Regions from separate parts of the Homo sapiens genome. Here all the other regions are linked to region 1. Evidence: chromatin loops called from intact Hi-C (ENCODE). Cell type or tissue: GM12878. All regions are shown on one strand. Region 1 overlaps PITPNC1 (phosphatidylinositol transfer protein cytoplasmic 1). Region 2 overlaps PITPNC1 (phosphatidylinositol transfer protein cytoplasmic 1). Region 3 holds the start of LOC124904045 (a long non-coding RNA gene). Region 4 overlaps PITPNC1 (phosphatidylinositol transfer protein cytoplasmic 1).

Region 1 (5,000 bases):
TCGTCACCCAGACCCTGTTGCTGCAGAACCTGAGCTGGATCTAAATTGGGCAGTGTCACCTCTCTCTTCCAGACATTTCGATCCCTTAAAGTTGCTTGACGTGGAGGTTATTTCGGTCATAAAACCAAGAACATGGAGAGTGGAAACACTTTTGTGGGACTAGTAAAACGGCCTGCACCATAAAAGAGCAGAGGAGTGAAAATCGATGTCATATGTAAACTAGAATAACATGTCAGTAACTTTTAAAAACATAGCTAACACTCACTTATTCATTCAAGGGAGGGCTTCTGGCTCATCAGCTATTTTAGGTTTCTTTACATTTGCTTTGAAAAGCTTTCTGTGGCTCTTTATAGCTGTTTTACCCAATCAGTTCCTTTTTACTTAGGATAATCTCAAGATGGGCTGCAGTCTGTGCAGACACACAGGCTGAGCAGTGAAGGGGTGTGAGCTGGGGATGTGCTGAGCTGCCTAGCAGATCCCTGGGACTTAGGGTAAGCCTTAGAGAGCCTCAGTTATTTCGTTGCACACTGGAAATTGAGAGCTGACTGTATATTGTATGCCAGCATTTTAAGTATCGTAATCTCTCAATCATTCATGCTAATGAAGGGTAGCTAGAGATAACAAAGAAAAGTGTAATCACCAAATCATTTCTTTGCATCTTCAGCCAGAGCTGTGATCTCTTTGGGTTCCGCCTTGAGTCCTCATGTCCATTAGCCCAGTCTCCAGAATAATACATAGTAGGTGTTAAAAAAAAAAAAAAAAATCAGCTGGGCGCGGTGGCTCATGCCTGTAAGCCCAGCACTTTGGGAGGCCGAGGCAGGTGGATCACCTGAGGTCGGGGGTTCGAGACAAGCCTGACCAACATGGAGAAACCTCGTCTCTACTTAAAATACAAAATTAGCTGGGTGTGGTGGCGCATGCCTGTAATCCTAGCTACTCAGGAGGCTAAGGCAGGAGAATTGCTTGAACCTGGGAGGCAGAGGTTGCAGTGAGCCAAGATCGCGCCATTGCACTCCAGCCTGGGCAACAAGAGCAAAATTCTGTCTCAAAAAAAAAAAAATCAATGCTGTAGTTCTAGGAAATTTAGATGTGGCTGTTGTCATAAATGGATCCTTTAGAATTGTGAAGACCTTCTGATTGCACTTTGGAAATTTTTAGTTAAATTTTTGGAGCATGTCTTTGGAATGTGCCCTGCAAGTCTCATGTGCTGCAACTGGTTGCATGTGATTGCCCTTGAGGTTGCAAGGGCCCTAACTCTTCTCCCATTTTGCATGCAGTGATCTGATTTGCAGGAAACTGTTGGAGCAAGAGGCGTTTCCTCTCTATGCACAGACCAATTCCAGTAGGACTTCCCCCTAGAAGTGCTCTTTAAGGAAACTCTCCTTGAATTTCTATCACTTTCAATTACCTTTTCTTTTAGAAATGTTGGGCCCCAGTTCCCCCTCAGCCACTCTGAAAGCCATTCACTATAAATATGACCAGGCAAACAAAGGAAGAAGCCACAGGTAAAGAGGAGACACCAGATGGCTAAAAGATGCTAAGCTCAGTGATTTTCTCACAGCTTATAAGCCCCTTGGCTTGGCTTTCTTTCAGTTTTACTGTGATTATTACTTTATAATTAAAGTCCATGGCTGGGTGCGGTGGCTCACGCCTGTAATCCCAGCACTTTGGGATGCCAAGGCGGGCGTATCACCTGAGGTCGGGAGTTCAAGACCAGCCTGACCAACATGAAGAAACCCCGTCTCTACTAAAAATACAAAATTAGCTGGGCGTGGTGGCGCATGCCTGTAATCCCAGCTACTCGGGAGGCTGAGGCAGGAGAATCGTTTGAACCCAGGAGATGGAGGTTGCAGTGAGCAGAGATTGTGCCACTGCACTCCAGCCTGGGCAACAAGAGTGCAACTCCATCTCAAATAAATAAATAAATAAATAAAGTAAAATAAATAAATAAAGTAAAATAAAAAATAAAGTCCACTTACTATGTAGAAGGTGATAACGTAGAGTGGTTCTTCCCATGGAAAAGCCCACATAATCTCTGGCTGCCCCTCAGCGTTGTTCCCGTGACTTCAGGGTGAAAGATGCCTGCCACCGGAGAAGTTACACAAAGTGGTTATTTTGAATGCTTATGACATTTCCATTATCCTTTGGAATTCCGTGAAATTGGAGCACATTTATTTTTCCTTAGTCTTTCTCCTGTATCATAATGAAAAGCAGTGAAAATCAGGAGGTGGCTCTTTGTCACAAATAAAAACTGCATGGGTGCTAAATGAATTTTAGATCATCAACCCAAGCAGGGACAAATTAGATTGAAATTAGGCAAAATTAACATCCATGAACACAGCAGTGAGGAAATAAGTCTTTTCAATTGAGCAGGTTCAAAGCCTTCAAGGACGGGAACTTCTAAGAGCCTCTGGGAGTGGAAAATCAAAATTCTGTGCTTTAGATTATTTCTGCCCCCTGCTGGCTATGTGGAGTAGAACAATGTATTCAGCCACTTGATTAAGAAAGTCTGCTTTTTCAAAGATAATATCCATTTATCATAGCAAAAACATAACATACCCTGATACACTAAAATTTTTCTCAGTCTCAACTTTATTGTGAAATAAATGCCTCTTTTTATATAACCTTAATCTCACTTCTTAGCTCATTTAATAGTCTTCCATGTTTTTAAAAATTGGTAAGTTTATAGGTACAATTTTTCTTGATATATGCTGAATTTTATATCTTATCCACATAGTCATAATGACTTATATCCTTTGTAAAAACTTTCCCTTTCAGAAAATTTTAATAATTGTTCCCAGGAAATCCTCTTAAGGATTTCATTTTGTGAAAAATACTTCTGGTTTGCTCAGATGTTATAAAACCTAAAGATTAAGCTGGGCACGGTGGCTCATGCCTATAATCCCAGCACTTTGGGAGGCTGAGGTGGACGGATGACCTGAGGTCAGGAGTTCGAGACCAGCCTGGCCAACATGGTGAAACCCCATCTCTACTAATAACACAAAAATTAGCCGGGCGTGGTGGCAGACGCCTGTAATCCCAGCTACTCGGGAGGCTGAGGCAGGAGAATCGCTTGAACCCCGGAGGCGGAAGTTGCAGTGAGCCGAGATCTCGCCGTTGCACTCCAGCCTGGGAGACAAGAGCAAAACTCTGTCTCAAAAAAAAAAAAAAAGAAAAAGAAAAGTCCTAAGGATTAATACTGTGTTATGAATATTCATTACATACTCAGTATTTCCAAAGTGGCTATATTGTTTCCTGCTGGTTATTCCCTCCAATATTATCTAATGAAGTTTCAACTGCTAAGTACATGGCAGTGGACAAGAAACAATGAAAAATGGGTCTCTGGGGGGCCAAAACAGATACAGAAAATCCGCGGGCACTAAATTTTGCATTTTGCTCCAGGATAAGCCTTGGGCCTTGACTCAGTCTTTAATAAGCCCAGGTTCCTCTTTTCCCTGTTCCCAGCAAGTAAAAATGGCAAAGGATACCAGGGATAGCCAGGGTAACAATAATTAATAATAACAGTAATAAGGCTGGGCACGGTGGCTCAGGTCTGTAATCCCAGCACTTTGGGAGTCTGAGGCAGGTGGATCACGAGGTTAGGAGTTCGAGACCAGCCTGGCCAACATGGTGAAACCCTGTCTCTGCTAAAAGTACAAAAATTAGCAGGGCATGGTGGCACGTGCCTGTAGTCCCAGCTATTCAGGAGGCTGAGGCAGGAGAATTACTTGAACCCAGGAGGTGGAGGTTGCAGTGAGCCAAGATCACGCCATTGCACTCCGGCCTGTGCAACAGAGCAAGACTCTATCTCAAATAAATAAATAAATAAATAAATAAATAATAACAGTAATAATAGAGTTTCTGAGCATGAGAGAAGAGATATCAAGCCATAAAGAGCAAATAGACCCTGAGAAGGAACTAAGGAACTGTATTTTTGCACAGTGATATATCTTCAACATATTATGTCTCAAATGTAGGAAGTATGTATAATACATTAAACACATTAGGGAAAGATTTACATTTTTTAAATACTGTTTTTACTTTCTCACTTAAATAAGAACATTTCAGGTATTTGGAAAACCTACATTATCCAACAATGATTATTAACAGTGGTATCACTGTCTTATTTGTTGAATTCCAAGTCATGCTTTTTTTTCTTTTAAATAGAATCCTCACTATTAAATGATCCTCTCCTTTCATTCTCTATTCTTTTTAAGTTTCCTCAAGAAATGGTTTTATTTTCTTGGCTTTGGAATGATTAGCAGGGTGTGGTGAAATTGTTGATTTACGTGTTTTTGAAACTGAATTTATTAAAACACAATCTCTGAACCTTCTTAGGATCGACACACAGTCAGGAAACCAGAAACAACAGCATCTTTGTGGCCCCTCAGAATAAAAAAGTATATGTATTGATTAAGAAGATAGCATGTTGGCCTGAGTACAGTGGCTCACGCCTGTAATCCCAACACTTTGGGAGGCTTAGGCAGGCGGATCACTTGAGGTGAGGAATTCAAGACCAGCCTAGGCAACATAGCGAGACCCTGTCTCTACAGAAAATACAAAAAAATTAAACCAGGCATTATGGCATGCACCTGTGGTTTCAGCCTCACGGGGCCCTAATGCAGGAGGATCACTTGAGCCCAGGAGGTCGAGACTGCCGTGAGTCATGATCGCACCACTGCACTCCAGCCTGGGTGATGCAGTGAGATCCCGTCTCAGAAAGAAAAAAAAAAAAGAAGATAGTATGTTGAAAAATCCTGATGATTTACCTGTTTACCCTATAAAGGTATACTTTCATGATCTAAAGTTGACAATAATGACAATAATATGTGTCATTTCAGGGCCATTGATTGTTTTAATTACCTTCTCTTTATGAAAAATATGACCAGTTAATTATAGCTCCAAATACCCCACACCAGACCCACAACAACACAGATGCACACGGGTGCACACACATACACACACACAGGCACATATTTCCCCCGTCTAGTTCTGTATTC
Region 2 (5,000 bases), 130 kb before region 1:
CTCATCTTTGAAGGGCACTAATCCCATCATGAGGGCCCCACCCTCGTGACCTCATCCCTACCTGATTAGTCCCAAAATCCCATCTCCAAACACCATTGCACTGGGGATTACAGCTTCAACATAGGAATTTGGGGGAGACACAGTTCGGCCCATAGTATGCTCCTTCCAGGACCAGTGGGCAAGTGATGGAGGTGGATCCTGGCCACCTGGACACATGGATGGAGGGCAGGTCGTGGTGTTTTCAATGTCAGGTCAAGGTCTAGATTTAATTCTCTGTGAGGAGGTCACATTGTTCCTGGCTAGTTCACTTTTATTTTCCATCCCAAATATAGGACAGCTTTTCTTTCCATCTCCCTGGTGACAAGGGGATCCGGATTTTTCTCTCTGGCTCTAGTGCAGTCCTCCGGGCCCACAGTGTGCGGTTTGAAGCTGCCACCTCTTGACTCAGATTCAGCCGTGTTCTCACGCTCTCTGTCCACGACAGCCCTGGTGGCAGAACCCACCCTTGACTCTGACTACAGAGTCTGCACCCAGGATTTATGACAGATGCTTTCAGTTGCCTTAGTCTTTTTTCCTGTTTTAAATGCTTTTGAATTGTGCTCTTTATCCCCTGATCCTTTAATCCTAAATACCTCTTCTTGCTGTCTTTCCCAAGCTCCATAGTTCCTGTTCGGTGCCTCAAAGCAAAACTTCCCCAAGGTCAGAGCCCCAGTTAGGATCACGGTGCCCTTCCTTTCCTCAGAGAGGCAGCCCGGAGGGCTCAGAAACCTCCAAACCAATGTCTCTTCTTGGAAAGCATTAGTCCAGAGCACGAGGATGTCTATACTAGGATCCCCTAGGTCTTATATCTGACTGTTTAGCCTATTACTCAGACCTCATGCTGCCCTCATTCGTGACAAAGCCCAGGCAAAGAAACCTATTTAGAGTCATCTAGGGCTTCAGCACTATCACAATTATCAAGACATAAGAGCTTTTTCATCACTGTGAGTGACTGCGTGTGTTTAGAATTATGTGGAAATGCCATTTGCCCAGGAAGTGGGAAAAACATCTTTAGCTTGCTTATGGGAAAAAAAAAACACTTAATTATACAGTAAACAACAACACAATGACAGTTTCACAGAGGACAGACCATTCAACCAGTTCTTCCAAACTGGTGGGTTCTTCTGAAGTTGGTAAAGTCTGCAAAGAAAGGTGCCTGAGGAGACTGGCTGCCTTCCAAAGGAGTTGATTTTGTTTTTCTAGAGCTAAAAAAAAAAAAAAGTCTGCGCTTTCAGATGAGCATAAATCAGCAGTATCAATTCAGCCTTGGTACTAATGAAGAACAAAGGATTTTCTTCTTGTTTGTAGGAATTTGAAAACTTAAGTTACAGGAAATGGATAGCAGGGACCTAGAGTAATACAGTTGGCGTATATATTTTGCGACCGTGATCACCCCTCTCCACCGGCATCTCTCTTAATAAGAATCCACAAAAGAGGAGAAATGGGATGCACCTTTGTGTTAGTTAGAATGACAGAAGCAAAGGCAGATGGGTTGTCAATGTTACCCAACATTTTAAATTATTTAGATGAGAGAGGTGGAAAAATAAAATTGCAACAGACCAGGGAGGATGAAATGACTCTTTCATGAGAACCTCAAATCGTATTGAGCCACTATGAGAGAGAGATTACTCAGGGCTGGTTTAGAAGAGCCAAGAAAGAGAGGAAAGGCTGCTCACAGCTGAGAGTCTGTCATCAGTCACCCCAGGTGAACCCGGGTTATCTGCCCAGGAGTGGCCATGGGGAGAATGAGGTATGTTTCTGAAAGCCACTAAACTATCTGGGATAGGAATTGCCCTCACAGTCTGGGCCTTATCAAGCTCCCCCAGTAATCCAAAGAGCTGATAGGTGCTGTGTTTAGAGACCAGTGACCCCCATTCCTCCCAAGCCCCGTCTCCTTTCTTAAGCCTTTCTTCCCCGCACCTTCCCCTGAGTCCCAGCCAAGGGGCAGTACAAACCACTGTATTTCATAACTAGGAACACAGGAACAAGTCCAGGGAAGATTATGTTTATTATACCAGACCTCTAGGATTGGGCTTGTTAGGAAATTAAAGAAAAAAAATCTGGCTATCTCATCTACGATGTAAGCTAAGAGGGTGAAAGTCCCTAAGAGTCCCTTCTTTGAGGCCATGGAGTCAGGAGTTAGCGGGTTAGGAAATAACTTTTATCTATGTATCACAATTAACCCTCGATATTTAGTGCAGTACATAATTTTTTTTAGACAAAGGGAAATATCCTTTTTTTAGGGACCAGGCCAAAGAAACAGTCCTCCAGTTGGGGGCACTGATGAGCAAGGCAGCAATTAGGCACGGGCCTGAAAAGCACCCTTGTGGAGAAGAGGACAGTAAGGCCAGGTGTGGTGGCTGATGCCAGTAATCCCAGCATTTCAGGAGGCTGAGATAGGCGGATCACTTGAGGTCAGGAGTTTGAGACCAGCCTGGCCAACATGGTGAAACCTTGTCTCGACTAAAAATACAAACATTAGCTGTGCATGGTGACGCATGCCTGTAATCCCAGCTCCTCGGGAGGCTGACCTTGAACCCAGGAAGTGGAGGTTGCAGTGAGCCGGGATCATGCCACTGCACTCCAGCCTGGGTGACAGAGCAAGACCCTGTCTCAAAAACAAAAAATAAACAAACAAAAAAACCCAAAAACAAAGAAGATTATGTGAGACCGGTGTCATCACAGAGCCAGAACGACCAAGCTCAAAAATCGTCACAGTTCTAGAGAATTTAGATGGAAGCAGTCTAGAACCATTTATAACTACCATTCAAGATGGTACACAGCCCATTAAGTAAGGGATGGGCTATACAGAGCTAAACAGATTTTATAATTATAGGACTTCTCAGAGCCTTTCTTATTCTAATGTACATTGTGAATCTCCAAAGGGAGCTGTGGCATGCAACGTTTCCCGAGCTGATTTGTCCAAGGGATCTTGGATTTTGCAAGGCCAATCTTTTAAGACTTAGAGGTGTTCCAGAAACTTCTCTTTAGGTCAGAGCCATTATGTGCCCACTAACTATGCCAGTGGATCAATTCTATTTCAGTAAATGTTATTTTTTTCTAAATTTCAGTGAGCTAATGTGTTGCCTGAAGATGACTATTACTCAGATACCAAAGTTTTTTGAAGAATGCCCAACAGTAATGGAAGTGTTTTATTTTTAGAATCAGGTGACACAGAACCCGTAAGTTCCTTTTCAAGCAAAGTCAGTTCTGTTCAACCACACAGCAAAGTCAGCAGTACGTTGGGATGGCAGTGGGTTTGTGCATTTGGATTTGTTTCCATTTAGAAAATGAACTGGTTGTATGGACGAGCCAGTTGCAAACCAGCCTATTCACAGATGTACCGCTGCCCTTGTGTGGGACCAGAGCTCGCCTCTACATCTCAGCACCCCAATTAGTGCCTGGTGAAGCAGGAGCTTTGGAACAGCCAGTTTTGTTTGTTCAGATTATCCCGTTTCCACTTGCTCTAGCTGTTCCCAAGCTCTTCTTTGGACTTCAGAGAAAATTAATTCAGCCATTTTGAGGGGAAAGAGCAGGTGATAGAACACGTGGCTCTACTGTAACAAAACATAACATTTTAAAATTGTTTGCATTTTTTTAACACCACTCGAAATGACTTTACAGAGGGCAATCAGCAGAGAATACAGAGTTGTTTAAGGGAATGTTTGGTAGAAGATTTTACTAAGAAATTCTCCTTTTCTTCTTTTTTGTTTATTTTCCACTTGCAGTACTGAAAAATTTGATTTCCCTTCTGCAGTTTACAAATGTCTGTGGAGTTGTGTTCAGCTCAGTTGTTGAGATCTGCAGAATACAACTGGAAAGATTTTGTGAGCAGATTTCTTTCTGTAAAAATAAAACAGTATGACTATGGGTATACCAACATAGTATATTTCAGGGATTAAAGTGAATGCAAAGGCCGGGTGTGGTGGCTCATGCCTGTAATCTCAACACTCTGGGAGGCCGAGGCAGGTGGATCACTTGAGGTCAGGAGTTCAAGGCAAGCCTGGCCAACATGGCGAAACCCCACCTCTACTAAAAATACAAAAATTAGCTGGGCGTGGTGGTGTGTGCCTGTAATCCCAGCTACTCAGGAGGCTAAGGCAGGAGAATCACTTGAACCTGGGATGCGGAGGTTGCAATGAGCCGATATCTCACCATTGCACTCCAGCCTGGGTGACAATGTAAGACTCTGTCTCAAAAAAAAAAAAAGGGAATGCAGAATTGCCCTGAGGTCTTTGATCTTTTTGATCAGTAAGATAATGTGAACTACACGATAGTGTGTATTTCTTTACTGTCTAGACAAGTGTTGATACATCTTTTCAGTTCAGAATTTTAAACATCGATTCTACTTTCTTAAGTGAGAATTTGCTAGGTTGGTGAAGGGGGATGATTCTTAACCCTTTTTAACTGAGAAGGCTTGCCGTCTGAAAGTTTCTTACCTGGCCATATGCTCACCTGTATTTGGGAAGTCACACTGATCCATTCCCATCTCTGTTATTATTATTTTTAATTATAAATTAGAGGCAGGTTTTCGCTATGTTGCCCAGGCTAATTTTGACCTCCTGGGCTCAAGCAATCCTCCTGCCTCAGCCTCCCAAAGTGCTGGGATTACAGGCGTGAGCCATCACGCCTGGCCCTATCTCTGTTATTTACATGCAATTCTTTTTATTTGATGTGGTCTCCCTGTCTCTTTAAATTCTTGTCTTGCCATTATAGTATGTAGATATCAGTATTCATGAGCATCCTCTGCTTATTTCTGCCTTGACAAGTCCAGCCCTAGATCGTATGAGCCTGAATTTCGTTTCCCTGCATGATTATCCTAGAAGTGCAAGTGAGTAGCAAACCATCCCCCATTCAGAAAACATGCTTTCATTCATGTCTTCGGCTCTGTCTCCCTTCTGGCCTTGCTTTCCTAGTGAGTTGCTATTACTCAGCATGTCAGAGGACGGGAAGAGGATCCA
Region 3 (5,000 bases), 110 kb before region 1:
CCTTTGATGATCAGGTGGGAGGTGGAAAAAGTAGAGACAGGAAGCACTGAAACTGAATACTCTTTTTTTTTTTTTTTTTTTTTTTTGAGATGGAGGCTTGCTCTGTCGCCCAGGCTGGAGTGCAGTGGCGCAACCTCAGCTCACTACAACCCCCGCCTCCCGGGTTCAAGCGATTCTTCCCGCTCAGCCTCCCGAGTAGCTGGGATTACAGGCATCTGCCATCATGCCCAGTTAATTCTTGTATTTTTGTAGAGATGGGGGTCTCACCATTGGCCAGCCTGGTCTTGAACTCCTGACCTCAGGTGATCCACACACCTCGGCCTCCCAAAGTGCTGGGATTACAGGCATGAGCCACCATGCCCGGCTACTGACTACTCTTTTAATAAGTTTTTTTATGAAGACAGAAAGAGATACGGAATTGATTATAGATGGGGGAAGAAATAGGATCAAGGGAACTTTGTGCTTATTTATTTTTTAAGACTGTGTCTCTTTTCATTATATTTTTAGGCTGTGGGAAGGAAGCAGGGAAAAGATGCAAATAATCAATGAAACAAGGTTCCAGAGAAGAGCTTACAAATAATTTGTACTGTGCACCTACTATGTGCCAGTCACTGTGCTGGGGTTTAGCTGTGTGATCTCATTGATCTTCTGAACACTCCTACAGAGCGGAAAAGGATTGTCCCCATTCTCCACCTGGGGCAACTGGGGCTGAGAACAGTAAAATAACTTGCCCAGGTTGATACATCTTGGATTTGAGCCCAAGTCAGCTGGCTCTGATGTCTCAGTGCTTTTCATTATATTATTTCTCCACTGAAAAAGAGGAGGATATATCTTTCTCGGATTCACAAAGAATAAGAAACGTAAAGAAATAAGCAGATTTGTAATGGAGGAAAGGGATGTGTCAGTGTTTCTATCATGCAGTTCATGTCCTCATTAAACTATGACTCAAAGTGATCAGCTGCAAGGGAGAGGGGAGAAAGGGTGAAGCCAGGCAAGGGACCTTGAGAGGGTAAGGGATGTAGGATAGATCAGTGGATGAGATATAACAGGGAGCCAATCAGGAAGAAATAAAAGACCTTGCTTTAAAGCTAAGCTTCCGCTAGGATTAGTGGGCTGGATTTTTGGAGAAACCAGCCTGCATGGGGGAGGCAGAAGGTTATCTTAACATGGACATCACCCCTGAGAGATTTCAGTGACGGCACTGAAGAAGCCCAGAGCCACAGATAATTCTGATTTTAACTCAAGACACCCGCACACCCCAGGACTCTGAGAACGAGTCATCAGACATCCCAAGGGGATTATCAGCCCCAACCACCTGCCGAAGGAGAAAGTACTGACCCGCTTGGAGTTACCAGGAGCTGTTCTCTGGCCACCCTGCTGAAGCCAGGTGCACTACTCCTAGCCTCGTGGCAAGGTTGCCATTCTGATATGAAAATAACCAAAGTCCCCACTCAAAAATAACAACATCTGCTAATTTGCATGGGAGTTTTGCATTTCATAATTGGGTTTAATACGCAAATGCTAAAATTCATGTGTTGGGCTAGCTAAGTGGTTTAGAGGTTCAGTGGGTAAAAACTCCTCACAGTGTTCCACTCTGGTGCACCGAGACCCACACCCACGCTCCACAACTCTGTACTCTCCCCACTCCTTGGTTTGACTCTCATATGAATTATGGGATAAAAAATACAAAATCGATTTACCTAAAGGCTTGTCGTGTCTAAGAGGGTCTCAGCCAGGGCATCCCCCCACGTTCTCATGTCTGCTTTGGGGCTCTGAGTCCTCCAGCGTCTTCATTTGAGATGAGCAGCTGCTCCTTGGTGCTACCTGAACCCGGATATAAGGGCAGCGGTTATGGAGTGAGAAGTTTGAGAGGAGACAGCAGAGAGGGTGTTAATGAATAATCGCAGGGCCTTGTTCTCCATAAAGGCAATTACTGGGATTGATTGTTTCCGTGTTTCCTTAGTCACGGTTCAGATCCCTTGTTTCACTCAGATTAAGACAGATGCGTGCTGAACGCGTCCTGGCATGTGATGTCAGGAGAATTATCGATGGCACGTCCCAGGCCTCTGTCTTCTCGTGCAGGTGCCACCAGGGGTCTCAGCTGGGCTGAAAGGGGAGCGTGGTCATTGTGCGGCTGAAGCATGTGTGTGCTATAGCCAGGTGGTTTTCCAGGTTGAGCATGCCTCAGCATACACTGGAGGGCTTGGTAAACAGATTGCTGAACCCCACCTCCAGAGTTTCTGATTTAGTTGGTCTGCTGAAGAATTTGCCTTTCTTTCTTTCTTTCTTTTCTTTCTTTCCTTCTTTCTTTCTTTCTTTCTTTCTTTCCTTCCTTCCTTCCTTCCTTCTTTCTTTCTTTCTTTCCTTCCTTCTTTCTTTCTTTCCTTTTTTTTTTTTTTTGAGACTGAGTCTCACTCTGTTGCCCAGACTGGAGTGCAATGGCATGATCTCAGCTCACTGCAACCTCCACGTCCCAGGTTCAAGCGATTCTCGTGCCTCAGCCTCCCAAGTAGCTGGAATTACAGGGGTACACCACTACACCTGGCTAATTCTTGTATTTTTAGTAAAGACGGGGTTTCGCCATGGTGGCCAGGCTGGTCTCAAACCCCTGACCTCAGGTGATATGCCTGCCTTGGTCTCCCAAAGTGCTGGGATTACAGGCATGAGCCACCGTGCCTGGCCAAGTATTTGCATTTCTAACAATTCTGGGCTGCTGGAGCTGGTCCAGAAACTCCTCTTTGAGAACCACTCAGTATGGTGAAGAGTATGGACACTGAGACCTGGCCACCTGGCTGCATGAGACTGTAGGCCATTTACTTACCCTCTCTGCACCTCCATCTCCTCATCTTTAAAGCAGGGGGGGATGGTAATAGTACCTCCTTCACGGGATTGTTGCCAGGAATAAATGAGTGAGAGCATCAGAGCATTTGTAGCAGTGTCTGGTATAGACAGTATGTGAGTACTGGAATCATGTATAAGGGATCCAGCCTCTTGGGACTGTGATGCTATCAGGCCAAGTCTGGTTTCCCCAACACCCACAGATCCCAATGCAGGTGCTGGGTCATTTTGCCCATTAGCCGTCAATCCCATCTCTGGTGGCCAAGAAAGTTAATGCCCAGCTTAGGGCTAGCTAGAGCGTGGTTACACCAACATCCATCAAAATTCTCTTCTTAAGCCACCTTAACCCTTCACATCTACTGAATGCATAGGACTTGACTCAGCGAGACTGGGGCTGTAGGGCTGGGTTGCATTTGGGGTTTCTGTCCCTCGTGTGGACAAAGACAAAGACAGGGGCTGCCTTTTCTGGTTCAGTTTCTACCCATGGATGCTGTCTGCTGAATGCATTCTTGCTGCCCAGTATTATACATTTTTAAAACATCATTTTATTAATATTTAACCCTCACAGTGTTGCTCTTAGGTAATAATTATTACTCCTGTTTTAACTCTGTTGGGGTTCAGAGAAGTTAAATGACTTATCCAAATTACATATTAAAAGCCAGGTCTCGCCCGGATGCAGTGGCTCATGGCTGTAATCCCAGCACTTTGGGAGGCCGAGGCGGGAGAATCGCATAAGGCCGGGAATTTGAGACCAGCCTGGGCAACAGAGAGAGACCCTTGCCTTTACCAAAAAAATTTTAAAAATCCGCCAGGCATGGTGTCACACACCTATAGCTGTAGTCCCAGCTACCTGGGAGGCTGAGGTGGGAGGATCGCTTGAGCCCATAGGTCAAGGTTACAGTGAGCTGTGACTGCACCACTGCACCCCAGCCTGGGTGACAAAGTAAGACTCTGTCTCAAAAATAAAAATAAAAAGAAGGCCGGGCGCCTGTAATCTGTAATCCCAGCACTATGGGAGGCCAAGGTGGGCAGATCTTTTGAGCTCAGGAGTTCGAGACCAGCCTGGCTAACATGGAGAAACCCTATCTCTACTAAAAATACAAAAATTAGCCGGGCTACACGGAAGGCTAAGGCATGAGAATCACTTGAACCTGGGAGGTGGAGGTTGCAGTGAGCCGAGACCACACCACTGCACTCCAGCCTGGGCGACAGAGCAAGACCCTGTCTCAAAACAATAAAAAATAATAAAATTTAAAAATTAAAAATAAAATTTAAAATTTAAAATAAATTTAAAAATTTTTTTTATTTTACTTTAAAAATAAATTTATGTTTTAAAAATTAAAAATAAATTTATGTTTTAAAAATTAAAAATAAAAGCCAGGTCTGTCTGACTTCAATAATCTATGACTTTAAAGTTCTACTATATCCCCTTGCTAATGTTATATGAGCATTTATATAAAGATTAAGGCTGGGTCCCCAGGAATCCAGCAATGGTAGCTGCTCCCCAAAAGTAAGCTCACCAGAACTGGAACTGGCGTGATTTAGGGGTTTGCTTTTCTAAAGCTTATGCTAGGAGTCACAGAACATATTCCTTTTGGAAATGTTCTCTTCAGGGACTTGCCCTCTACTGCTGGTTATTCTCTGTGGCCTGACCTCTGTCTGGATGAAACTGTGTTCATTGTCCTAAAGGCGGCTTTCCTTTGTCTGAATTTGGATATTGACTTAGTATCTTAACATTTCTGTTCCGGGACGGTGCTTGCAACCAAATGGCCAGGAAAGTATTCAGAAGCTCTGCTGAATATAGGAAGAGAGAAAAAATGTTATGCTAATGAAAATTTGCTTTTCTCCCACAGTGTTCCTTTCTGCCGAAATTCTCCATTCATATAGAAACCAAGTATGAGGACAACAAAGGAAGCAATGACACCGTGAGTAGCCCCTCCTTCCATGCTGCGCTCGCCTCGTGGGCTCTGAATATCACAGCACTTCTCACAGCCCCTCTGTGACCAGGGCCAGCAGTGGGACCTGTGCCTGGGACCTCAGAGATGTTCTGGCCTTTGGCTTCTGAGGGTTATTTCCCTGGGACTTTTCCCTGGAATTCTTTTGTTGTCTAGCTTTTCTTTCTTCTCATTTTTATGTACTTTCCCTGGGCCTCTGAGCAGAAG
Region 4 (5,000 bases), 59 kb before region 1:
ACCCGGCTGGGGTTTCACCATGTGGACCAAGCTGGTCTCGAACTCCTGACCTCAAGCCATCCACCCGCCTTGGCCTCCCTAAGTGCTGGGATTACAGGTGTAAGCCACTGCGGCCAGCTGACAGCCTATTCTTTTCTTTCTTTTGCAGCACATACTCCATTCTGCCTTGTATTTTTGGTGATAGCTCCCCAGTCTGTCTCTCCTACTAGATGGTAACCTCTCAAGGGCTATCTTTGTAGTCCCTCAAGCCCAGGGCAGCACTTTGTATGCAATGGGTGTATCAGTCAGGGCCCAATCAGGAGATAGAAACCATGCAGTAATTTGAATAGGAGAAATGTAATAGAAGGAATTATTGATCTCTGATGGGAGCAACTATAAGGATGTAAAGGGAACTCCAAAGGATACCCTAAGGCTGAGAGAGAATACCCAGGAAGGACAAACTTGGCAGGGGCCTCTCTGCATGGCTGGGGTTCAGACTTCATTGGAGAAGCAGGATGGTGGGGAAGTTCACGAGGTTGACCTGAGCCAGGGCTGGTTCACAGTGGTTGAGCAGCAGAGCGCCCTCTGGGGTGCAGGCCAGAGGAGGTTGGTGGACAGGGGTGTGTGTGGAGAGAGAGTCGGGGCACGCTGCCAGTGCAAGGCCTGCAGCACGCAGTGCCTGCAGCAGGAGGGCCACCGTGAAGTGGTTACTGGGCCCAGGCTAGGGCTGCAAGGTCACTGAGCAACTATGCACTCCAGGCTTGCAGCTGGGGCAGAGCATGACCGAAAGTCCCCACAGGCACACTCTGCAGCCCAACAACATCCAAATCTGAAGAAATCCCCTTCCTCTTGCAGTGGCCCTTTAGGGCCCCCTACTGATGAGGCTCACTGTAAAGGAGAAATGCTTACAGGGTCCAGTCCATGATCTCAGAGCAGAGGCATAAGGGCGACTTTGGAGCTAAGGCAATACTATGAAAACTGCAATGGGTGCAATGAGGGATCAATAAAATGTTTGAATTAAATCGGAGAAAGCTACATAACCTGTCATGCCCCCCCTTCATCCGTGCTTAGTTCCCTTTCTTTGAGTCCTGTAGATTTTGCCACCAATAAATGTCAAACCTTTTTAACTACTTTTGTAATTTACTCTCTGGAAGCTCATTTCCCTCTGGGGTATTCTGTGTGTGTGTGTGTGTGTGTGTGTGTGGTTTTTGTTGTTGTTGTTGTTTTTGAGACAGAGTCTCACTCTGTCGACCAGGCTGGAGTGCAGTGGCACGATCTCGGCTCACTGCAATGTCCACCTCCCAGGTTCAAGTGATTCTCCTGCCTCAGGCTCCCAAGTAGCTGGGATTACAGGCACATGCCAACATGCCCAGTAGGGACGGGGTTTCTCCATCTCATCATGTTGGCCAGGCTGGTCTTGAACTCCCAGCCTCAAGTAATCCACCTCCCCCAACCCGCCCGACATCAGCCTCCCGAAGTGCTGGGCTTACAGGTGTGAGCCACTGTGCCTGGCCTCTGTGTGTCTTCTTAATGAGGCATGTGTCTCTCTTCTCTTAGCTCATACTTAAAAGAGATTTGCAGAAAGAAAGAAGGAGCGGGGGGGACTGGCTCTCGCAAACAGTGTGAGACCCAGTATTTTATTTCACAACTTATTTCTCCACTTGAACTTGAACTTGTTTCTCCACTGTCTGTTTCATTTCGAGGCAGTTCACTTGTCCCTCCCAAATGCTTTAGGAGTGTCCTGAAGCACTTGACTTCAAGTAGCAGTGGAAAGAATCAGAGCCAATCCAAGAACCAATCTTTCTCTGACTTGGAGAAGTCAGTGGCCACCTCGGGTCAGACTAGGGAGTTAATCTCCTTGGACAAATCTGAAGAGTCCAGTCTCCAAATATTTAGAAAAGAATAGGCAAGAAGAGAAGAACCACCAGCCGACTTGGAGGATAATTACAACACAAATATTATTCAGAAAGCATTTAGAAAGGACTAATCGTTTCAAGTAACTTGAGAATCCAACCGAGATGAGTTGAGCCTATAAAGAGCCCTTCAGATGCCCTCTTGTGGGAGACTGTGTTAATAGGCACCAAGTTTGGGTTAGGACAGTGTTCTTGGGTATCAACCACCCTGTTCTTCCAAAATATTGCATTCTCTCCCGAAGAGTCAGATGTAATTAGTGTTAACTGTTGATTCCCTCCAGGAATGAGCTAAACAGTGGGATGTGGCTACAGTTAAGACTTCCTCTAAGAATGAAGTGGTTGTCCAAACTTAAATCTGTTGGCCGGGCATGGTGGCTCACGCCTGTAATCCCAGCACTTTGGGAGGCCAAGGCGGATGGATCACTTGAGGTCAGGAGTTCAAGACCAGCCTGGCCACCATGGTGAAACCCCCATCTCTACTAAAAATACAAAAATTGGCCGGGCTTGGTGGTGGGCACCTGTAGTCCCAGCTACTCAGGAGGCTGGGGCAGAAGAATGGCTTGAACCCAGGAGGCGGAGATTGCAGTGAGCTCAGATCCCACCACTTCATTCCAGCCTTGAGACTCCGTCTCAAAAAAAGAAAGCTGTTTATCATCCTGCAGAAGGATGATTATCCCTTTAGACCAGAAAAATGACAGTGAGAAGAACTAGAAGAACTTAATTTTTCCACTGAAATTTAGACTTTTTTTTTTTTTTGAGACAGTCTCACTCTGTCACTCAGGCTGGAGTGCAGTGGCGCAATCTCGGCTCACTGCAACCTCTGCCTCCTGGGTTCAAGTGATTCTTCTGCCTCAGCCTCCCAAGTAGCTGGGATTACAGGTGTGCAGCATCACGCCCGGCTAATTTTTGTATTTTTGGTAGAGACAGGGTTTCACCATATTGGCCAAGCTGGTCTCAAACTCCTGACCTCAAGTGATCTGCCCACCTCGGCCTCCCAAAGCGCTGCGATTACAGGCATGAACCACTGAGCCCAGGCCGACATTTATATCTATATATTGCGGCTGTGTTGTTGTTGTTGTTATTATTATTATTATTATTATTATTATTATTATTATTATTATTTTGCAAGTGATGTGCATTCTGGGCCAGTGAAACCTAGAGCAGATTGGCAGGAAACCATCTCAGTGTCTTACCAAGCTTTACCTTGTTACCTTTATGTGTACAAAGGAAATTGTGCCCTTAAATGATCAAGAAAAACAGGTGTGTTTCCCCTGGATAATGAGATTGTGGTTTATTTTCTTATTTTTGCTTATCTATATTTTCTGCAATGAGCATGTTTTATTTGTGAAACTAAATATATATAAAAATATATGGCCGGGCGCGGTGGCTCACGCCTGTAATCCCAGCACTTTGGGAGGCTGAGGCGGGCGGATCACGAGGTCAGGAGATCGAGACCATCCTGGCTAACACGGTGAAACCCCGTCTCTACTAAAAATACAAAAAATTAGCCGGGCGTGGTGGTGGGCGCCTGTAATCCCAGCTACTCGGGAGGCTGAGGCAGGAGAATGGCATGAACCCAAGAGGCGGAGCTTGCAGTGAGCCGGGATAGCGCCACTGCAGTCCAGCTTGGGCGAAAGAGTGAGACTCCGTCTCAAAAACCAAAAAAAAAAAAAAAAAAAAAAATATATATATATATAAAATATATATTTTTAACATATATATAATTTTAATTTTAAAAAACACACACTTTTCTAACTCTTGGCCTATATCCCTGCTTTTTGACTCAAATTTAGCCAGACCCTTTCCAACCTCTTTACTCCTCCTGTTCAGGTGAACTGCCAAAAATCAGCAGACTTCAGTTTGGGAAGAGATTTTTTTTTTTTGGAAGAGATTAATTTCCTCACTCTTGAACTCCTAAAAACAGCCCAGTTTTTCTTCTACCTCTCACCAAGCAGTGATTGATGCTACACCTGCCTCTGATGTGACAAAACCAAAGCCATGAATCAAAGCCTTCTATGATTCTTGCGCATTCTGAGGCTGGTGAAAGCACTAGCCGGGGGCCCTGAGACGTGTGAAGATGCTCTGTGTGGGGGTTATTCTGCCTCGGGCACTTTGGAGGGTAACACCTGCTATCACTAACCTTTGATATGTTGCTCTGCTTTTTCAGATTTTCGACAATGAAGCCAAAGACGTGGAGAGAGAAGTTTGCTTTATTGATATTGCCTGCGATGAAATTCCAGAGCGCTACTACAAAGAATCTGAGGTAAGCAACAGTTGGGATGAGATGTGGAAGATTCATTCATTCATTCATTCCACAACTATTTCTTAAGTGCCTCCTAACTTGGGAGGATGCCATCTCTCGTCGTGTGGATTCAATTTGCTTTCGTATCTTGCTGGTTCTTTTTGCAAGTCTCAAAATTAAGTCTCTAACTCTTCAGGGACCATCATTGGCCCTGGCTGTTACTCAATCTCCACTTAGTTTTCCTGTCTCCCAACTCTGCCATCATTTTTGGCAACGTCAGTATCCATAGGGCTGGACCATCCAACACACTGGCCTTGCTGAAAAACAACAGTCTCCCCAATTACATGCGCTCTTTTTTTTTTTTTTTTCTTTTTTTTTTTTGAGATGGAGTCTCGCCCAGGCTGGAGTGTGGTGGTGTGATCTCACTGTGGCATCTGCCTCCCAGGTTCAAGCCATTCTCCTGCCTCAGCCTCCTGAGTATGTGGGATTACAGGCGCCCACCACCATACCTGGCTAATTTTTGTATTTTTAGTAGAGATGGGGTTTCACCCTGTTGGCCAGGCTGGTCTCCAACTTCTGATCTCAAATGATCAGCCCACCTTGGCCTCCCAAAGCACTGGGATTACAGGCATGAGCCACCTGTGTTTTATTTGTATCTGAATCAATCCTTGAAAACTTTGATAGCTCATTCCAGCACAGCTCCTTTCTCTCAAAACAGCAAGCACCTTAATGAGGACATCTCCTTTGTTCTTGGCTGAGAATAAATTTCAGAGAACTTCTTTCTGTCTGGTTTTCAACCTACCAGGATCCATCCTTTGCCTTAGTTCTACCTTCTTGTTATACGGTTTGTGCAAGTCACCATTTAT

Evidence for each region. Peaks named below come from ENCODE experiments on the same cell type or tissue, not always from the same donor. Only the 100,000 strongest peaks of a DNase experiment are listed, where the experiment ranks them.
Region 2: it touches region 1 in a loop (6-fold over the local background); 6 of 110 quality-filtered maps call a loop at or near these places.
Region 3: it touches region 1 in a loop (3.0-fold over the local background); 6 of 110 quality-filtered maps call a loop at or near these places.
Region 4: it touches region 1 in a loop (8-fold over the local background); 14 of 110 quality-filtered maps call a loop at or near these places.

The regions. Positions count from the first base shown.
Region 1 is chr17:67,687,292-67,692,291 of GRCh38, forward strand. All of the region lies in intron 8 of PITPNC1 (phosphatidylinositol transfer protein cytoplasmic 1), which reads left to right. It overlaps LOC101928045 (a long non-coding RNA gene), which reads right to left. Exons shown (of 4, transcript NR_188294.1): 3 at 1,980-2,082. Among named protein-coding and RNA genes, the nearest start is that of NOL11, 28 kb to the right of the region's middle. In GM12878, a CTCF peak has its summit at 2,459 (motif pointing left); a DNase peak (open chromatin) is centred at 2,420; H3K27ac peaks cover 642 bases.
Region 2 is chr17:67,557,221-67,562,220 of GRCh38, forward strand. All of the region lies in intron 4 of PITPNC1 (phosphatidylinositol transfer protein cytoplasmic 1), which reads left to right. It overlaps LOC124904045 (a long non-coding RNA gene), which reads right to left. Exons shown (of 3, transcript XR_007065879.1): 3 at 3,670-3,882. Among named protein-coding and RNA genes, the nearest start is that of MIR548D2, 88 kb to the left of the region's middle. In GM12878, a CTCF peak has its summit at 2,315 (motif pointing right); no DNase peak of the experiment used is centred here; H3K27ac peaks cover 238 bases.
Region 3 is chr17:67,573,495-67,578,494 of GRCh38, forward strand. It overlaps PITPNC1 (phosphatidylinositol transfer protein cytoplasmic 1), which reads left to right. Exons shown (of 9, transcript NM_012417.4): 5 at 4,692-4,763. It overlaps LOC124904045 (a long non-coding RNA gene), which reads right to left and starts at 1,851. Exons shown (of 3, transcript XR_007065879.1): 1 at 1,701-1,851. In GM12878, a CTCF peak has its summit at 2,102 (motif pointing right); DNase peaks (open chromatin) are centred at 1,012, 1,427, 2,027 and 4,737; H3K4me3 peaks cover 2,123 bases; H3K27ac peaks cover 4,903 bases.
Region 4 is chr17:67,628,084-67,633,083 of GRCh38, forward strand. It overlaps PITPNC1 (phosphatidylinositol transfer protein cytoplasmic 1), which reads left to right. Exons shown (of 9, transcript NM_012417.4): 6 at 4,060-4,155. Among named protein-coding and RNA genes, the nearest start is that of NOL11, 87 kb to the right of the region's middle. In GM12878, CTCF peaks have their summits at 558 (motif pointing left), 844 (motif pointing left) and 2,038 (motif pointing left); no DNase peak of the experiment used is centred here.